2 separate regions of the Homo sapiens genome follow, and region 2 is linked to region 1. A link is an interaction called in ENCODE POLR2A ChIA-PET data of the cell type or tissue named here. Cell type or tissue: HCT116. All regions are shown on one strand. Each heading gives the region's core, and the rest is flanking DNA. Links, peaks and the distances in the headings are about the cores only.

Region 1 (10,500 bases), core at 3,592-6,091:
ACTGAGGGAAAGTGCCAATTGGCATTTATTATTTAGCTTGAGTAGTTATTTTTTCCTCTAGCAGACAAATTTTAGTTTCTACCTATATCTTTACTGAAAAAAGGGAAAACAGAGAACAAGAGCCAGGTCTTTCTTATCCCAAGCCTGCTACCTCATTTGCATTTTCTGCTTTGCCCCTGCAGGTGGCTGAATTTTCAACCTTCGCTATAGACAAAGGCTCAGGTCTCCCTTCCCAATTTCTCACCGTGCCTCACTTCTCTTTTACTCTCTCCATATATCCTCGTTTCTCTTTTTGTTCATATAAGGTTAATATTTAGGCCGGGCACAGTGGCTCACGCCTGTAATCCCAGCACTTTGGGAGGCCAAAGCGGGTGGATCACTTGAGGTCAGGAGTTCGAGACCAGCCTGGCCAACATGGTGAAACACCATCTCTACTAAAAATACAAAAATATTAGCCAGGCATGGTGGTGCATGCCTGTAATCCTAGCTACTTGGGAGGCTGAGGCAGCAGAATCACTTGAACCCGGGAGACAGGAGTTGCAGTGAGCCGAGATGGCATCACTGCACTCCAGCCTGGGTGACGGAGTGAGACTCCATCTCAAAAAAAAAAAAAAGTTAATATTTAATGCATTGATGTAAAGCTAACTTCAGGACCACTTTTGAAACTTTTTTTCAGACTGTTTTGAAATCTTCAATCTTCAGAAAAAGTCTGTGAAAAATCATTTTATTTTCGCACTAGTGTGTGTGTTTGTGTGTGTGTGCACGCACATAGATGAGAGTAGTTACTCTGTGAAGGATCTGTTACTTATCTTGCTATTTTTCTTGTTTGACTAACAGCCTATTTATATGGATAAGATCTGAGAATCGGTTACTAGGCCGTATGAAAGAGGAGTCTTCTTTAGGATCATTATCAGTACAGGCCTGGCATTCACCTAACCAGTAATAGAAACCTGAAAAACAGTGGCATAAAAAATTGAGAGTTTAATTTTTCTGCATTTAGAATAAATCTAGAGGTGAGAGCAGGGATCCTAATAGCATAGCAATATTGGCAAGAACCTAGTGTAATTAACCATGTTTTCTAGTTTCTATATTCTGATACTTCCACATCGTGGGGTCTTGCTGACCCTGGAGTGACTGCCTCTCCCAGGTTGAGCTAATTCCTAGAAGCAAAGAACTCGCCTGTCATATGTAGATCAACCAAGCTAGACCCCATCCTCCCAACCACCACCTTCATCAGGCTCTGCCACTCCTAGCTGCAATTCCCCTAGTCAGCCCAGGACCAGTACTAGAGAGCTAGGGACAGCCCCTATGCCCCAGAGGCTGCTGAAATTATTCAAACTAGCCGAGCCTGAACTTGCTTACCTGCCTGCACACTCCTGCCTGTGAAACCACAATAAAGGCTCTTGCCCACATTTTCCTTTCACTCCCACTGCCTCCTGACTGACTCAGGTGCTTCCCCATGGGGCACCCCTGCACGCCATGCCATGCCTCATGCATGTTTCTAGGGAACTGTGAGTAAATGTCTTCCTCCATGAAAGTGATTCCTGTGTCTGCACGTCTTGCCACACCTGATTAAAACAAACCCTGGCTACCTTTACAACCCCCAGGTCCATCCAGCCTTCTGAGCCACCACCCTGACTTGATCGAGCATCAGGAATCTCATTTCTGGGCGGGGTGCAGTGGCTCACGCCTATAATCCCTACACTTTGGGAAGCCAAGGCTGGCAGATCACTTGAGGTCAGGAGTTTGAGACTAGCCCGGCCAACATAGTGAAATCCTGTCTCTACTAAAAAAAAAAAAAAAAAAAAAAATAGCTGGGTGTAGTGGCATATTCCTGTAACTCCAGCTACTTGGGAGGCTGAGGCACGAAAATCACTTGAACCTGGAGGTGGAGGCTGCAGTGAGCCGAGAATGTGCCCCTGCACTCCAGCCTGGGTGACAGAGTGAGACTCTGTCTCAAAACAAACAAACAAACAAACAAAAATAAAAAGAATCTCATTTCTGGGTGGTGTGGTGGCTCACACCTATAATCCCAGCCCCTTGTGAGGTTAGGATAGGAAGATCACTTGAGGCCAGGAGCTTGAGACCAGCCTGGGGAATGTAGCAAGACTCCGTCTCTACAAAAATAAAAAATAAAAAAAAAATTAGCCAGATGTAGTGGTATACACCTGTAGTCCCAGCTACTCAGGAGGCTGTGGCAGGAGGATCACTTGAGCCCAGGTGTTTGAGGTTACAGTGAGCTATGATCGCACCACTGCACTCTAGTGTGGGCAACAGAAGGAGATGGAGTGAGAGTGTCCCTAAAGATAATAAGAATCTCATTTCTTAATTTATTTTCCTTAACACTTACCATATTCTGAAATACTATATATTTGTTTGCTTATAATTTGTTTCCTCTCACTAGACTGTAAGCTCCTTGAAGCCAGAGATTTTTATCTGTTTTCTTTATGGTAAGTTCCTAGAACTGAAAACAGGGCCTGGCATGTATTTACTGAAAAAGTGATTAAGTGCTCTCCAGTTGATGGCTGGAGTTCAGACCATCATGGTTTTGTTTCAGGCTGGAGGAAGTGGGAGAGTAAAAGGCAAAGGGGGCCCATGCCAGTTGAGTCAGTCCTAGAAAAGAACTTTTCTGAAAGTCCCCTTTACATGACTTAGGCTAACATCTCATTGGCCAGCCCTATGCCACACCACCACTCCTACCTGCATGGCAGTTTGAGGCAAAAAAAAATTTAAAGCATAGAACTTTGCTAAACAAAATAAAATTGGGGTTCTGCTAGAAGAAGGAAGGGACAATGAACACTGGGTCTCTGCAAGGGGGCTGTTGGCTGCACTCCAAATGCCCGCAGCATTATACACGAATCATACATGGAGCTCTTTTTTTTTTTTTTTTTGAGGTGGAGTCTTACTCTGTTGCCCAAGTTGGAGTGCAGTGGTGTGATCTCGGCTCACTGCAAGCTCCACCTCCTGGATTCACACCATTCTCCTGCCTCAGCCTCCCGAGTAGCTGGGACTACAGGCGCCCACCACCCCCGGCTAATTTTTGTATTTTTAGTAGAGACGGGGTTTCACCATGTTAGCTAGGATGGTCTCGATCTCATGACCTTGTGATCCGCCCGCCTCGGCCTCCCAAAGTGCTGGGACCGCAGGCGTGAGCCACCGCGCCCAGCCCTACATGGAGCTCTTTACCCTGGCCTGTGCTTTCCTCTCTATTTACTTTTTTTTTTTTTTTCTTTCCTGAGAGGGAGTCTTGCTCTGTCGCCCAGGCTGGAGTGCAGTGGTGTGATCTTGGCTCACTGCAACCCCTGTCTCCTGGGTTCAAGCGATTCTCCTGCCTCAGCCTCCCATGTAGCTGGGATTGCAGGTGCCTGCCACCACACCCAGCTAATTTTTGTATTTTTAGTAGAGAACAGGGTTTCATCATGTTGGCCAGGCTGGTCTCAAACTCTCTACCTCAAGTGATCTGCTCGTCTTGGCCTCCCAAAGTGCTAGAATTACAGGCGTGAAGCCACCACGCCCGGTTTCCTCTCTATTTACTCTTGTGAGTAACATCAGCTTCTTTGAACTTCACCAAACTTAATTCCTTAATTCCATACTAACTGTTTATTTGTTGAGTTTCCAAGATGCAATTGCATATAATTCCAGGAACTGTGAGTAGTAAGAACCCCCTTATCAGCTGTCCTATTTTTAGATATCATGATTCCTACTGAAACATTCAGTGGCTTAAGCTCTGCCCAGCATGTTCTTGACCCTGTGTGCCTGTGGGGTGTGTGTGTGTGGTGTGTGTGTGTGTGTGTATGTGCACACAGTCATGTGCACTCTCACATCACATAAGGGGAAGATAAAGGGAGACTCTCCGTGGCTCTTCCTCCTTTTTTCCAAGGCTGATGTTGGCCCTTTCTGAAAATGCTTTAATGTGTAGAAAGCAGCCCACAGATAGGCACTCCCTGTGATAAAGCAGTCACAGCCAGAGCAGGGTCCCTCCCACCTCAGCCTCCTAAGTAGCTGAGACTACAGGTGTACCACCACGCTTAGGTAAGTTTAAAAAAAAAAGTTTTGTAGAGATGGGGGTCTTACTATGTTGCCCAGGCCGATCTCAAACTCCTGGCCTCAAGTGATCCTCCCACCTTGGCCTCTCAAAGTGCTGGGATTACAGATACGAGCCACCACACCTAGCTGAGAATTTCTTTATGGCCATCTTCTGGACAAAAAGTCAAGGAGAGTTTAGAGTAATAATTCCAGTTTTTATGGCTTTTGCTTCGGGGAAAAAGGGTTCTAGTTTCTAGGACCTACCGTGGGGAAGAGGATTCTGGTTTCTATGACTCACTTCAGGGGAGAACGAGGGACGAGAGAGACAGGAGGGCAGGAGCAGGTCAGAGGGACCTTGGATCTGAGGCTGCTTCTGAGGCCTTCCAATGTCCTTTAGTTAAGTACTCATCGCCATACTTTGGGGTATTGTGTTCTGAACCCCAACAGAAACAACTCACTCTCTCGGCATCAGCCTTGTGCCTATACCCACAGGAGCAGGAGCACAAGCCATTGCAGGTGCGGGCTCCTCAGATGGAGCAACTCCAATGTCACCTGCTCCTCACCTGTACCCAGTGGACTTTTTTGGCAGCCTCCCCCATCTTCTCGTGTGGCTCCATATCTTTATATCTTCTGTGGCAGACGTAGCCTGCTGCCTCCCCAAACTCTATCGTCCTCTTCTCCTTCAACCATGGAAACTTGATTTTGTCTGTGGCATCCATGTGCCTCTTTGAAACACTCACCTCCTCAGACTGCCTTGAATCCAGGGGTGGCCACATGACTGGGTAATGAGTCACCGGTAGAAGTCGGCTTGATGGGGCTTTTAGGGAAACAACGGCTTTCCTGTTTTTGTTTTTCTTCTTCTTCTTTTTAAATTTTCTCCTGCTACCCCTCCCCTTGTTTGTTTTTAAGATGGATTTGTTCGGAACACATCTTTTGCTCTTTCCTTCTCCTTTCTGCCTGGAATGTAAATGTGATGTCTGAAGGCAGAGCAACCATCTTGCACATGTGACATAGAAAGGTAGATGTGAAGACATCTAGCAGGAGATTGCATCTCTGGTGATTGGAGCAGCTGTATCAGCTCTGGACTGCCTGCTCAAGTCTTCTTCATAACTGGGAAAAATAAACACCTATGAAGTTAGGCCATTGTATTGAGTTTTTGTTACTCAAGAACCAAACACAATATTTATTGAGATGGCATTTCACTCTTATTGCCCAGGCTTGTGTGTGGTGGCCTGACCTCAGCTCACTACAACCTCTACCCCCCATCCAGCCCTGCTCCAGGTTCAAGCGATTCTCCTGCCTCAGCCTCCTGAGTAGCTGAGATTACAGGCGCCCACCACATCTGGCTAATTTTTTTGTATTTTTAGTGGAGACGGGGTTTCACAATGTTGGCTAGGCTGGTCTTGAACTCCTGACCTCAGGTGATCCACCCTCCTCAGCCTCTCAAAGTGCTGGAATTACAAAGGTGAGCCACGGCACCCGGCCTTTTTTTTTTTTTGAGACAGTCTCGCTCTGTTGCCAGGCTGGGATGCAGTGTGGTGTGATCTTAGCTTGTGTCCGGAATTGGTGGGTTCTTGGTCTCACTGACTTCAAGAATGAAGCCACGGACCCTCACGGTGAGTGTTATAGCTCTTAAGGTGGCATGTCTGGAGTTTGTTCTTTCTGATGTTCAGATGTGTTCGGAGTTTCTTCCTTCTGGTGGGTTTGTGGTCTTACTGGCTTCAGGAATGAAGCTGCAGACCTTTGCAGTGAGTGTTACAGCTCACAAAAGCAATGTAGACTCAAAGACTGAGCAGTAGCAAGATTTATTGCAAAGAGCAAAAGAACAAAGCTTACACACTGTGGAAGGGGACCGGAGCAAGTTGCCACTGTTGGCTGGGGCAGCCTGCTTTTATTCTCTTATCTGGCCACACCCACATCCTGCTGATTGGTAGAGCCGAGTGGCCTGTTTTGACAGGGTGCTGATTGGTGCGTTTACAATCCCTGAGCTACATACAAAGGTTCTCCACGTCCCCATCAGATTAGTTAGATACAGAGTATGGACACACGGGTTCTCCAAGGCCCCACCAGAGCAGCTAGATACAGAGTGTCGATTGGTGCACTCACAAACCCTGAGCTAGACACAGGGTGCTGATTGGCGTGTTTACAAACCTTGAGTTAGATACAGAGTGCCGATTGGTGTATTTACAATCCCTGAGCTAAATGTAAAGGTTCTCCAAGGCCCCACCAGAGCAGCTAGATACAGAGTGTCGATTGGTGCACTCACAAACCCTGAGCTAGACACAGGGTGCTGATTGGCGTGTTTACAAACCTTGAGTTAGATACAGAGTGCCGATTGGTGTATTTACAATCCCTGAGCTAGACATAAAGGTTCTCCAAGGGCCCACTAGAGCAGCTAGGTAGAGTGTCAATTGGGGCACTCACAAACCCTGAGCTAGACACAGGGTGCTGATTGGTGTGTTTACAAACCTTGAGCTAGATACAGAGTGCCGATTGGTGTATTTACAATCCCTGAGCTAGACATAAAGACTCTCCACGTCCCCACCAGACTCAGGAGCCCAGCTGGCTTCACCCAGTGGATCCAGCACCGGGGCTGCAGGTGGAGCTGCCTGCCAGTCCTGGGCCATGCGCTCACACTCCTTAGCCCTTGGGCGGTCGATGGGACTGGGGGCCCTGGAGCAGGGGGCGGCGCTCGTCGGGGAGGCTTGGGCCGCACAGGAGCCCACGGAGGGGGTGGGAGGCTCAGGCATGGCGGGCTGCAGGTCCCGAGCCCTGCCCCGTGCGAAGGCAGCTAAGGCCTGGCGAGAAATCGAGCGCACCGCCGGTGGGCCGGCACTGCTGGGGGACCTAGTACACCCTCCGCAGCCGCTGGCCCGGGTGCTAAGCCCCTCACTGCCTGGGGCTGGCAGGGCCGGCCGGCTGCTCCGAGTGCGGGGCCCGCCAAGCCCACGCCCACCCGGAACTCCAGCTGGCCCGCAAGCACTGCACGCAGCCCCGGTTCCGCTCGCGCCTCTCCCTCCACACCTCCCTGCAAGCTGAGGGAGCCGGCTCTGGCCTTGGCCAGCCCAGAAAGGGGCTCCCATAGTGCAGCGGTGGGCTGAAGGGCTCCTCAAATGCCGCCAAAGTGGGAGCCCAGGCAGAGGAGGCGCCCAGAGCGAGTGAGAGCTGTGAGGACTGCTAGCAGGCTGTCACCTCTCAAGCTCACTGCAACCTCTGCCTCCCAGGTTCAAGTGATTCTCCTGCCTCAGCCTCCTGAGTAGGTAGGATTACAGGCGTGTGCCACCACACCCGGCTAATTTTTGTACTTTTAGTGGAGACAGGGTTTCACCATGTTCGCCAGGCTGGTCTCAAACTCCTGACTTCAGGTGATTCACCCACCTTGGCCTCCCAAAATGCTGGGATTACAGGCATCAGCCACTGCTCCTGGCCTCTGTGTAGTTTTGTTTGGAGCTGCAGTAAATAGTGTCTAATCTTTTCCTTCCTTACAGGCTATTTCTCCATATTGCTTCCCAGATACAAAATTCATAAATGTATACAAGCCATACCCATGTTACCCACTCCCTCAGGCCCTGCCAAGGCCTTGAGAAACTAGACTCAGACTGTGTCTCCATGTAGGGGGATTGCACATAGCATCTTTGAACTTCAGTTTCTCTTTCTGTAAAATGGGGAATTTTGACTACTTAGCATGCGTCATGTGTTAAAACCCTAACCTCGTTAGCAATTATAACCACTATCAGTATCCCATACTCTGGTTTTTTTAGGGCTTTCCCAAGGCAAATGGGAAGATTTGCTGCCAAGCTCACTTCGGGAGGTCACCAGGCCCAGAACATTCTTGTCCTCACAAATTTTCACTTCCTTCATTTAAGAACAAGGACTAGAGTGTTCTCACTTAATTACAACTGGGATAGGTGGGAGGGAGTTACCCATGTGGGCAACATTAGGGAAACTTTTTCTTTGAGACAGGGTCTTGCTCTGTTGCCCAGGCTGGAGTACAGTGGTGTGATCATGGCTCACTGCAGCCTCGACTTCCTGGGCTCAAGCAATCCTCCTGTCTTAGCCTCCTAAGTTCTGACAGCCCTTAGGGACTACAGGCGCACACCACCACACCCCATTCATTTTTGCATTTCTTGTGGAGATGCGTTTTTTCCATGTTTCTCAGGCTGGTCTTGAATTCCTGGGCTCAAGAGATCCTTAGGGAAACATTCTACCAAACCAGAAGTGATGGATCAACTCCCAGCAAGCCTTTAGTGGGCATTGTTCTTTTCAGGGAGCTGGATAGAAGAGGGGTCTCGGAGCCACAACACCCGTGCTGCCCATGATGGTAGAAAAGGGAAGTCTAAAAAGAGTTTGGGTCTGAACTGGGGCCTAGGAAAAGTTAATGGGGCAGTGATTTTGGCCTTTTCTACCCACCTCCTTGTAATAATATTATTTTAACAATCTGGCTGGGTATGTGGCTCATACCTATAATCCCAGCACTTTGGGAGGCCAAGGTGAATGGATCACCTGAGGTCAGGAGTTCAAGACCAGACTGGCCAACATGGTGAAACCCTGTCTCTACTAAAAATACAAAAATCATTCGGCCGAGGTGGTGGTTGCCTGTAATCCAAGCTACTCGGGAGGCTGAGGCAGGAGAATCGCTTGAACCTGGGAGGCGGAGGTTGCAGTGAGCTGAGATTGCGCCACTACCCTCCAGCCTGGGTGACAGAGGGAGACTCCTTCTCCAAAGAAAAAACCTAACCGCCCCCCCCAAAAAAAACCAATCAAACAAAAAACCAATCTTACCCCCATGACGTTGCCTCTCTCTAGCCTCCCAGGGTATTTCTGTAGTCTCAATATTTGGCCTTAGCTATAAGAAAATTTCCTTACCATTACTCTTTATTGTGCAATTCTCTGAAGATATTCTTCTGATGGCATTCTTTCCTCTCCATTCCTTGTGTGTCATCATTATTTCTTGCTTATTCCTGTCTTGTGCTTACTTCCTGAAATCTGATCTATCCTTTAGGCCTATCTCAGAAGCCTTTATGAAGCCAGCCTGCACGGAGACACTTTCCTTCTCTGGAACCCATGGCACTTAGCTGCTATGGCTTTTGTGCTCATCAGCAAACTGGAATGCGCTTCCATTAGACTTATCCTTTCACCTTAGATTCCTTAAGGCAGGAACTGTCCTGTACTTAGCCTTGCTCTTGTCATGTTGTATTTACTTGATAATTATTCCTTGAATTTAACTGGAAATTCCGGTTTGGAAGGAGAGGACATATATACACGAAGCATGGTATATTTAAATAAACTGGAGTTAATTTTCCTTCAGAAATACCTCCTATTTAAGCCTTTGCCACACAGGTATAGGCCTGGAAATAAAAGGTGTGGCTAAAAGCTACCTGCTCAGAGAACTCTTTTTTTGTTGTTGTTGTTTTGAGATGGAGTCTCGCTCTGTCGCTAGGCCGGAGTGCAGTGGCGCAATCTTGGCTCACTGCAACCTCCGTCTCCCGGGTTCAAGCGATTCTCCTGCCTCAGCCTCCCGAGTAGCTGGGACTACAGACATGCGCCACCACGCCCGGCTAAATTTTTGTGTTTTAATAGAGACGGGGTTTCACCCTGTTGGCCAGGCTGGTCTCAATCTCCTGACCTCGTGATCCGCCCGCCTCGGCCTCCCAAAGTACTGGGATTACAGGCGTGAGCCACCGTGCCCAGCCCAGATAACTCTTTTCTTCAGATTTTCTTTACAGATTCTTCAAGCTGTAAAATAAATGAATACCATCTCTCATCACCTATACCTAGGAAGTGCTGAGTAACTCTTTCCTGTGGACCCACTGAGTCAGAGGTTCACATCTGGTTGGGCAAGTAGTGGGTGTGATCAGTGATGAATATTCTTTGGTTTCAGCACCAGCATCAGCTATTTATATGTCAGTGATGCAAATCTCCATATGCAGAGTCCTTGATACTGTTCGGAGTGCTTCCATACCCATGCCCAAACTGGACCCAGCGGGGGTGGCTGCCGAGAAAAGAAACTTGACAGAGCAGGTTCAAAGGGTCCCTGGTTTCTTGCACTGGAAGAATTAGGGTGGGAACACAGTGGGAGAAGAGAGGTGGAATGTCACAGTTCTGACAGCCCTTAGCATGGAGATAGCCAGCAGCCAATTAGATATGGGAATCGGAAGCCTAGCAGAGAGGATAGCTGGAGAGTACATTTCAAAGTCACTGCCATATAAACAGGAATTAAAACCCTGATAGTGGGTGGGATCGCCTGGGAGAGTACGGAGGAAGAGGAGGATGGATTCAGAATGGAGTCCCAGTGCTTGGGTAGTGCATGGAGGACAGGACCCCTGAACAGGCCGGCAAAGTGTGGGTAGAGAGGTCAAGGAGAGAGAGGAGAAGTTACTGTAGAAATCGATAACTTCAACAAATGAGAGAGAGGTCAGCTGTAAGGTAAGAACCAAGAAGGGCCCACTGGATTTGGCGTGGAGCAAAGGGATG
Region 2 (7,408 bases), core at 4,258-6,757, 210 kb after region 1:
AGGGATTGTAAATACACCAATCAGCACTCTGTGTCTAGCTCAAGGTTTGTAAACACACCAGTAAGCACCCTGTGTCTAGCTAATCTGGTGGGGACTTGGAGAATCTTTATGTCTAGCTAAGGGATTGTAAATACACCAATCAGCACCCTGTGTCTCGCTCAAGGTTTGTAAACATACCAATCAGCACCCTGTGTATAGCTCAAGGTTTGTAAATGCACCAATCAGTGCTCTGTGGGGACTTGGAGAACTTTTGTGTCTAGCTCAGGGATTGTAAACACACCAATCAGCACCTTGTCAAAACAGACCAATCAGCTCTCTGTAAAACCAATCGGCGCTCTGTAAAATGGACCAATCAGTAGGATGTGGGTGCCACCAGATAAGGGAATAAAAGCAGGCTGCCCTGAGCCAGCAGTGGCAATCCGCTTGGGTACTCTTCTATAGTGTGGAAACTTTGTTCTTTCACTCTTTGTGATAAATATTGCTGCTGCTCACTCTTTGAGTCCACACTGCGTTTATGAGTTGTAACACTCACTGCGAAAATCTGCAGTTTCACTCCTGAGGCCAGTGAGATCACGAACCCACCAGAAGAAACGCCGAACACATCTGAACATCAGAAGGAACAAACTCAGGACACACCACTTGTAAGAACTGTGACACTCACGGCGAGAGTCCACGGCTTCATTGTTGAAGTCAGACCAAGAACCCACCAATTCTGGATACACTTTCACTCCTGCCTTCAGCAGTGCCTGGGATTACTGATCTAGAGTTTCTTTGGTTTCAGTATCTCCAGAGATAAAACCCTAAGCTGTTAAAAGGAAGAGAGGTGTATTCATCCAAGTGCTTGAGTGGAAGGAGTGATCTGGAGCTGAGAGACAGTTCCTAGCTACATTGTATTTCAACTATCCTTCCTGTATTTAGTCACATGCCACACCCAAATCTTTAGAGGAACCCAGTTGCAATTCCCGAATCTTTCCAGGATTCCACAGAATTAATAATCTACCAGTAGTTGACTTACTCTCACCCCCAATGGAGGCCTGTATGTTGAAGCTTTCTCTGTTGTGTTGGAGAGTTACCACTCATCTGCCTATTACCTTCAAAAAAACAAAAATATCTCCTCTGCTGTTATCTCTCCATCGTTTGTCCTTGTGGAGGTATGTGTTTTGTTATTTCTCTACTTTTTATTCTTCTATGAAATCCGTAAGCCTCCATATATACTTATTCTTTTATTCATTCCAATTGGGGTCTACCCCATCATGCAAATCTGTTTTCAATAAACTAAACTCACTTCCATATTGTCTCTGAATCCAATGGACATGGCCCAGGCCATATCTTACTTGATCTCTCTGCAAAAATCAATTCAGTTAACTGCCATATTTTTCTAGAGCCTCTCTATTCTCTTGACTTCCTTGATTCACTTTTTAGAGTTTTCTTTCTGCCTTAGTGGATGCTCCTTCTCAGTCTCATTCATTTGCGTCTCCTCCTCTATCTGAGTGATGCAGTGGCCAGAGCTTGGTCCAGCGCCCTATTCTCCAACATACTCTCCCAGACAAGCGATCTCAGTCAGCTTCATGGCTTTAAATACAATGTATATTTAAATGACTTCCAGTTTCACGTCTTTTGATCTGATTTCTCCTCTAAGAACTAAGTGCAGGTTTCCAACTGCCAACAGTCTCCTGGATATCTAATGGGCACAAAAAGTTCAAAGTCTAATATTTCCAACTTCCACTTCATCCCTATTCATTCAGATAAATAGAACTAATTTCCAACTCTGCGTAAGCCCCAAAGCTAGAAGTTGTTCTTGACTTCTTTTCGTGTCATCCACCACATGCAGCCTTTCAACACTTCCTATTGGTTCTACTTTTCTAATTTCAAAACATAGCTTGTATTCATCCACTGAAAGGTATCTCCCCTGCTACCATCCTAGTTCAAGCAATAATTACTGCTCTTAATTTTTTCACTCTTGCCCTCCTACATGCCCGTTTTCACACAGCATCTTTTAAAAACATAAATCAATTTTGTTTTCTACTTTCTCTTCCCTTCCTGAATGATTAAGCCCCAGATCATTAGGTGAGGCAGAGCAAAGCAGATATCAGGGTTGGACAGGAGGGGAGACAGCAGTGGCCCAGAGAAGGATATAAGAAACTGAACTGGGCCGGGTGCGGTGGCTCACGCCTGTAATCCTAGCACTTTGGGAGGCTGAGGTGGGCAGATCACCTGAGGTCAGGAGTTCGAGGGCAGCCTGGCCAACATGGCAAAACTCTGTTTCTACTAGAAATACAAAAATTAGCTGGGTGTGGTAGCGCATGTCTGTATTTCCAGCTACTCAGGAGGCTGAGGCAGGAGAATCCCTTGAACCCGGGAGGTGGAAGTTGCAATGAGCCGAGATAGCACCACTGCACTCCAGCCTGGGTGACAGAGCAAGAAACTAAATTGGATGAAGTGGACTTCTCCACAGAGTGGCAGCCTGGCATGTTTTGTCAGAATCTTGTGAGGGTGAGAGGGAGTATGGGGTGGAGGGAGTATGGGCTGAAAATGAATGAATAGAATACCAGTGATTTTGTGAGACAATGTTTTGTCTGCAATATGTATTATTGAAGTTCCAGAAAAAAAGGGAACCGAAAACATGTTTAAAGAAATAGTAGCTGAAAAAATTAAATTTGATGAAAACTATAAACTCACAGATCCCAAGAACTCAACAAATATCAAGCAAAATAAACTTTAAAAAATCATACCAAAGTACAACGTAATCAAATAACTAAAAATCAGTGATAAAAGGGAAATCCTAGAATGAGCTAGAAAAGACACATTGTATAGAGAGGAGCAAAGACAAGCATAACAGACTTCCTGTGAAAAACCATGACAACCAGAAGATAAAGAAGCAACATCATTAAAATACTGAAAGAAAAAAATACTTTATCAACCTAGAATTACACGGAGTAAGAATATTTTCAATATGAAGATGAAATGAAGGCTTTTCTAGACAAGCAAAAACTGGAAGACCTTGCCTCCTGGAAATTGACTTTTTTTTTTTTTTTTTTTGATACGGAGTTTCGCTCTTGTTGCCCCAGGCTGGAGCGTAATGGCACGATCTTGGCTCACTGCAACCTCTGCCTCCCGGTGAGAGGTGACAGCGTGCTGGCAGTCCTCAGAGCCCTCGCTTGCTCTCAGCACCTCCTCTGCCTGGGCTCCCACTTTGGCGGCACTTGAGGAGCCCTTCAGCCCACCGCTGCACTGTGGGAGTCCCTTTCTGGGCTGGCCGAGGCCAGAGCCGGCTCCCTCAGCTTGCAGGGAGGTGTGGAGGGAGAGGTGCGAGCGGGAACCGGGACTGTGCGCGGCGCTTGCGGGCCAGCTGCAGTTCCAGGTAGGCGTGGGCTTGGCGGCCCCGCACTCGAAGCAGCCAGCGGGCCCTGCAGGCCCCGGGCAGTGAGGGGCTTAGCACCCGGGCCAGTGGCTGCGGAGGGTGTACTAGGTCCCCCAGCAGTGCCGGCCCACTGGCGCTGCACTGGATTTCTCACTGGGCCTTAGCTGTCTTCCCATGGGGCAGGGCTGGGGACCTGCAGCCCGCCATGCCTGAGCCTCCCACCCCCTCCATGGGCTTCTGTGCGGCCGGAGCCTCCCCGATGAGCGCCGCCCCCTGCTCCAGGGCGCCCAGTCCCACCGACCGCCCACGGGCTGAGGACTGTGAGCGCATGGCGTAGGACTGGCAGGCAGCTCCACCTGCGGCCCCGGGGCGGGATCCACTGGGTGAAGCCAGCTGGGCTCCTGAGTCTGGTGAGGACGTGGAGAGTCTTTATGTCTAGCTTAGGGATTGTAAATACACCAATCAGCACCCTGTGTGTAGCTCAGGATTTGTGAGTACACCAATGGACACTCTGTATCTAGCTGCTCTGGTAGGGCCTTGGAGAACCTTTATGTCTAGCTCAGGGATTGTAAATACACCAATCGGCACTCTGTATCTAGCTCAAGGTTTGTAAACACACCAATCAGCACCCTGTGTCTAGCTCAGGGTTTGTGAGTGCACCAATCAACACTCTGTATCTAGCTGCTCTCGTGGGGCCTTGGAGAACCTTTATGTCTAGCTCAGGGATTGTAAATACACCAATCGGCACTCTGTATCTAGCTCAAGGTTTGTAAACACACCAATCAGCACCCTGTGTTTAGCTCAAAGTTTGTGAGTGCACCAATCGACACTCTGTATCTAGCTGCTCTGGAGGGGCCTTGGAGGACCTCTGTGTCCATATTCTGTATCTAACTAATCTGATGGGGACGTGGAGAACCTTTGTATGTAGCTCAGGGATTGTAAACGCACCAATCAGCACCCTGTCAAAACAGACCACTCGGCTCTACCAATCAGCAGGATGTGGGTGGGGCCAGATAAGAGAATAAAAGCAGGCTGCCCGAGCCAGCAGTGGCAACCTGCTTGGGTCGTTTTCCACACTGTGGAAACTTTGTTCTTTTGCTCTTTGCAATAGATTTTGCTACTGCTCACTTTTTGGGTCTACACTGTTTTTATGATCTGTAACACTCACCGTAAAGGTCTGCAGCTTCACTCCTGAAGCCAGCGAGCCCACGAGCCCACTGAGAGGAAGGAACAATTCCACACGCATGGGCTTAAGAGTTGCTAACACTCACTGTGAAGGTTTGCAGCTTCACTCATGAGCCAGCGAGAGCACAAACCCACCAGAAGGAAGAAACTCCGAACACATCTGAACATCAGAAGGAGCAAACTCCAGACATGCCACCTTAAGAGCTGTAACACTCACTGTGAGGGTCTGTGGCTTCATTCTTGAAGTCAGTGAGACCAAGAACCCACCAATTCCAGACACACTGGGTTCAAGCGATTTTCCTGCCTCAGCTTCTCGAGTAGCTGGGATTACAGGCATGTAATTAGCCACACCATGCCTGGCTAATTTTGTATTTTTAGTACAGATGGGGGTTCTCAATTTTGGTTAGGCTGGTATCGAACTCCTGGTGATCTGCCTGCCTCTGCTTCCCAAAATGCTGGGATTACAGGCGTGAATCGACAGGCAAGACTGACATTTTTTTTTAAATGTAAAAGTTCTTCAGGAAGAAAAAATTTAGATCTATGCAAAAAAGAATGAAGTGTGCTGGAAATGATAAATATATGGGTAAAAATAAAATTTTTTTCATTTAAATTTTAAAAGATAATATACTTGAGTAATAATGAATTATGAGGCTTATATGTAGACATAAAATGTATGACAACAGTGGTACAAGGGATAGAAAAAGGAAATGGAAGTGTACTGTGTTGAGACTCTCATGCCTTTACAGGAAGAGGAATGAGCTCACTGGGAGGTAGACAGTGATAAAGGTGTATATCGTAAATCCTAGAGCAAAGGCACACAAATAAGAATGATATTTAATAAGCTAATGGTGGAAATAAAATGGGGTCAAAAATGACTCAGGTCATGGTGCAGCGGTTTATGCCTGTAATCCTAGCCCTTTGGGAGGCTGAGGCAGGTGGATCACTTGAGGCCAGGAGTTAGAGACCAGCCTGGGCAACGTGGTGAAACCCTGTCTCTACTAAAAATACAAAAATTAGCTGGGCGTGGTGGCGCATGCCTGTGGTTCCAGCTACTCAGGAGGCCGAGGCAGGAGAATCACTTGAACCTGGGAAGTGGAATTGGCAGTGAGCTGAGATCCCATCACTGCACTCCAGCCTGAGTGACAGATCAAGACGCTCAAAAAACAAAACAAAACAAAAAACAAAATACTGGGTTAATTAAAAAAAAAAAAGGCGAAAAATGGAGGAAAAGGTAAGAAGATCAGACGAGAAAAATAGAAAACAAATATGAAGACTATTAAATTCAGGGCCAGCTACAGTGGTTCACACTTGTAATTCCAGCACTTTTTGGGGCTGAGGCAGGAAGATTACTTGAGCCCAGGAGTTCGAGACAAGCCCAGGCAACATAGGGAGACCCCATCTTTACAAGAAATAAAAATTAAAAAGTAATTAGCCAGGCATCATGACTCGTGCCTGTGATCCTAGATAGTTCGGAGGCTGAGGCAGGAGGATTTCTTGAGCTTAGAAAGTCAAGGCTGCAGTCAGCCGTGATTGTGCCACTGCATTATAGCCTGAGTGACAGAGCAAGACTCTGTCTCTAAAAAAGAATCAGACCCAACGTATTTATAATTACATTAAATGTATATGGTCCAGACACCACAATTAAAAGGCAGAGATTGACACATTGGTTAAAAAAGAAAGCCCCAAATAAATAATATTCAACCAAGAAATACATTTTAACTAACTATAACTACAAATAGGGTAAACAATAGGATAAAAATAAGAGGAAGAAAGATACGGCCATACTGTATGTTAGCCATGCTAACATCAATTTAGAAAAAAATTGAGTGACTATTTCAAAATCAGACAAAATAGGCTTAAGAAGAGGTATATTATTAGGGATAAAGAGAGACATTTCATAATTATAATCACAACACAATATTTACTAACTACAAAGGGAGAAAAACCAGCCTGGATACACCTTCTTAATCAAGTAATCCAAGAGAACATCATCAATGATGGGACACATTGATATTATCTGTCACCTGATAGTATGCAAAGAGAAGAATACAGCATCACTTCAGTGGTTTTCCTGGCAAAGATTAATAACATGAGCCTAATCATGATGAAACATTACAAAAACTCAGTTTAAGGAAAATTCTATAAAATAATTGACCTGTAATCTTCAAAGGTTAAAAGTTATGAAGATCAAAGGAAGACTGAAGAACTGCACCAGACTGAAGAAGACTAAAGAGACAGAACAACGAAAAACAACACACGATTCTGAATTGAACTGGTTTACTATTAAAGACATTATTAGAACAACTAACAAAACTTGAAAGGGATCTAAGGATCAGGTGGCAGCAATATATTCATGTGAATTTCTTGATCTTGATGGCTGTATTATGGTTGCGTATGAGAATATATAAAGTATTGAAGGATAATGAGACAGATTCAGGGAAAAGGGTTCTTTGTGTTATACTTGTTACAAAAGAATTTGTGATTTTTTTTTTCAAAATAAAAACAAAGAGAAATTAACCAGAGTATGTTATTCCAGTGGGTCTTCATTGTATTTGAGATGAAATTTAACCTTTCTACCATGGTATTTTGCTAAACTCTGAGTATACCCCTGTCAGCAAAAGAAATGTGGGCTTATGTTCTTGTAAAGAAGAGTTTAGAATATAAAGAATGTAAATACACCTTTGGGTTATGTGTTGTTAAAAAGGCAGGGGTCCTGCTTCAGAGATTATGGTTAGAAAAGGTCTCTCTACCGCCTCGTTTTCTCCTTCAGTAACTACATTCCAGCCACCCTGGTCTCCTATTTATTCATGAATCACATCGAGCTCATTAACAACTCAGGGTATTTGTACTTATGCTATCAAT

Evidence for each region. ChIA-PET counts read pairs that join two places held together with the same protein. Peaks named below come from ENCODE experiments on the same cell type or tissue, not always from the same donor. Only the 100,000 strongest peaks of a DNase experiment are listed, where the experiment ranks them.
Region 2: POLR2A ChIA-PET joins it to region 1 with 15 read pairs; 4 of 35 experiments call an interaction of 5 or more read pairs at or near these places.

What each region holds. Positions count from the first base shown.
Region 1 is chr6:30,809,637-30,820,136 of GRCh38, forward strand. It overlaps LINC00243 (long intergenic non-protein coding RNA 243), which reads right to left. Exons shown (of 2, transcript NR_130726.1): 2 at 3,230-5,136. Among named protein-coding and RNA genes, the nearest start is that of LINC00243, 16 kb to the right of the region's middle. RefSeq lists an enhancer at 4,656-4,950. In HCT116, for the core only: no CTCF peak of the experiment used is centred there; DNase peaks (open chromatin) are centred at 4,815, 5,065, 5,615 and 5,815; H3K4me3 peaks cover 1,118 bases; H3K27ac peaks cover 2,500 bases.
Region 2 is chr6:31,017,422-31,024,829 of GRCh38, forward strand. The region is part of intron 1 of MUC22 (mucin 22); the gene reads left to right. Among named protein-coding and RNA genes, the nearest start is that of MUC22, 11 kb to the left of the region's middle. In HCT116, for the core only: no CTCF peak of the experiment used is centred there; no DNase peak of the experiment used is centred there; H3K27ac peaks cover 509 bases.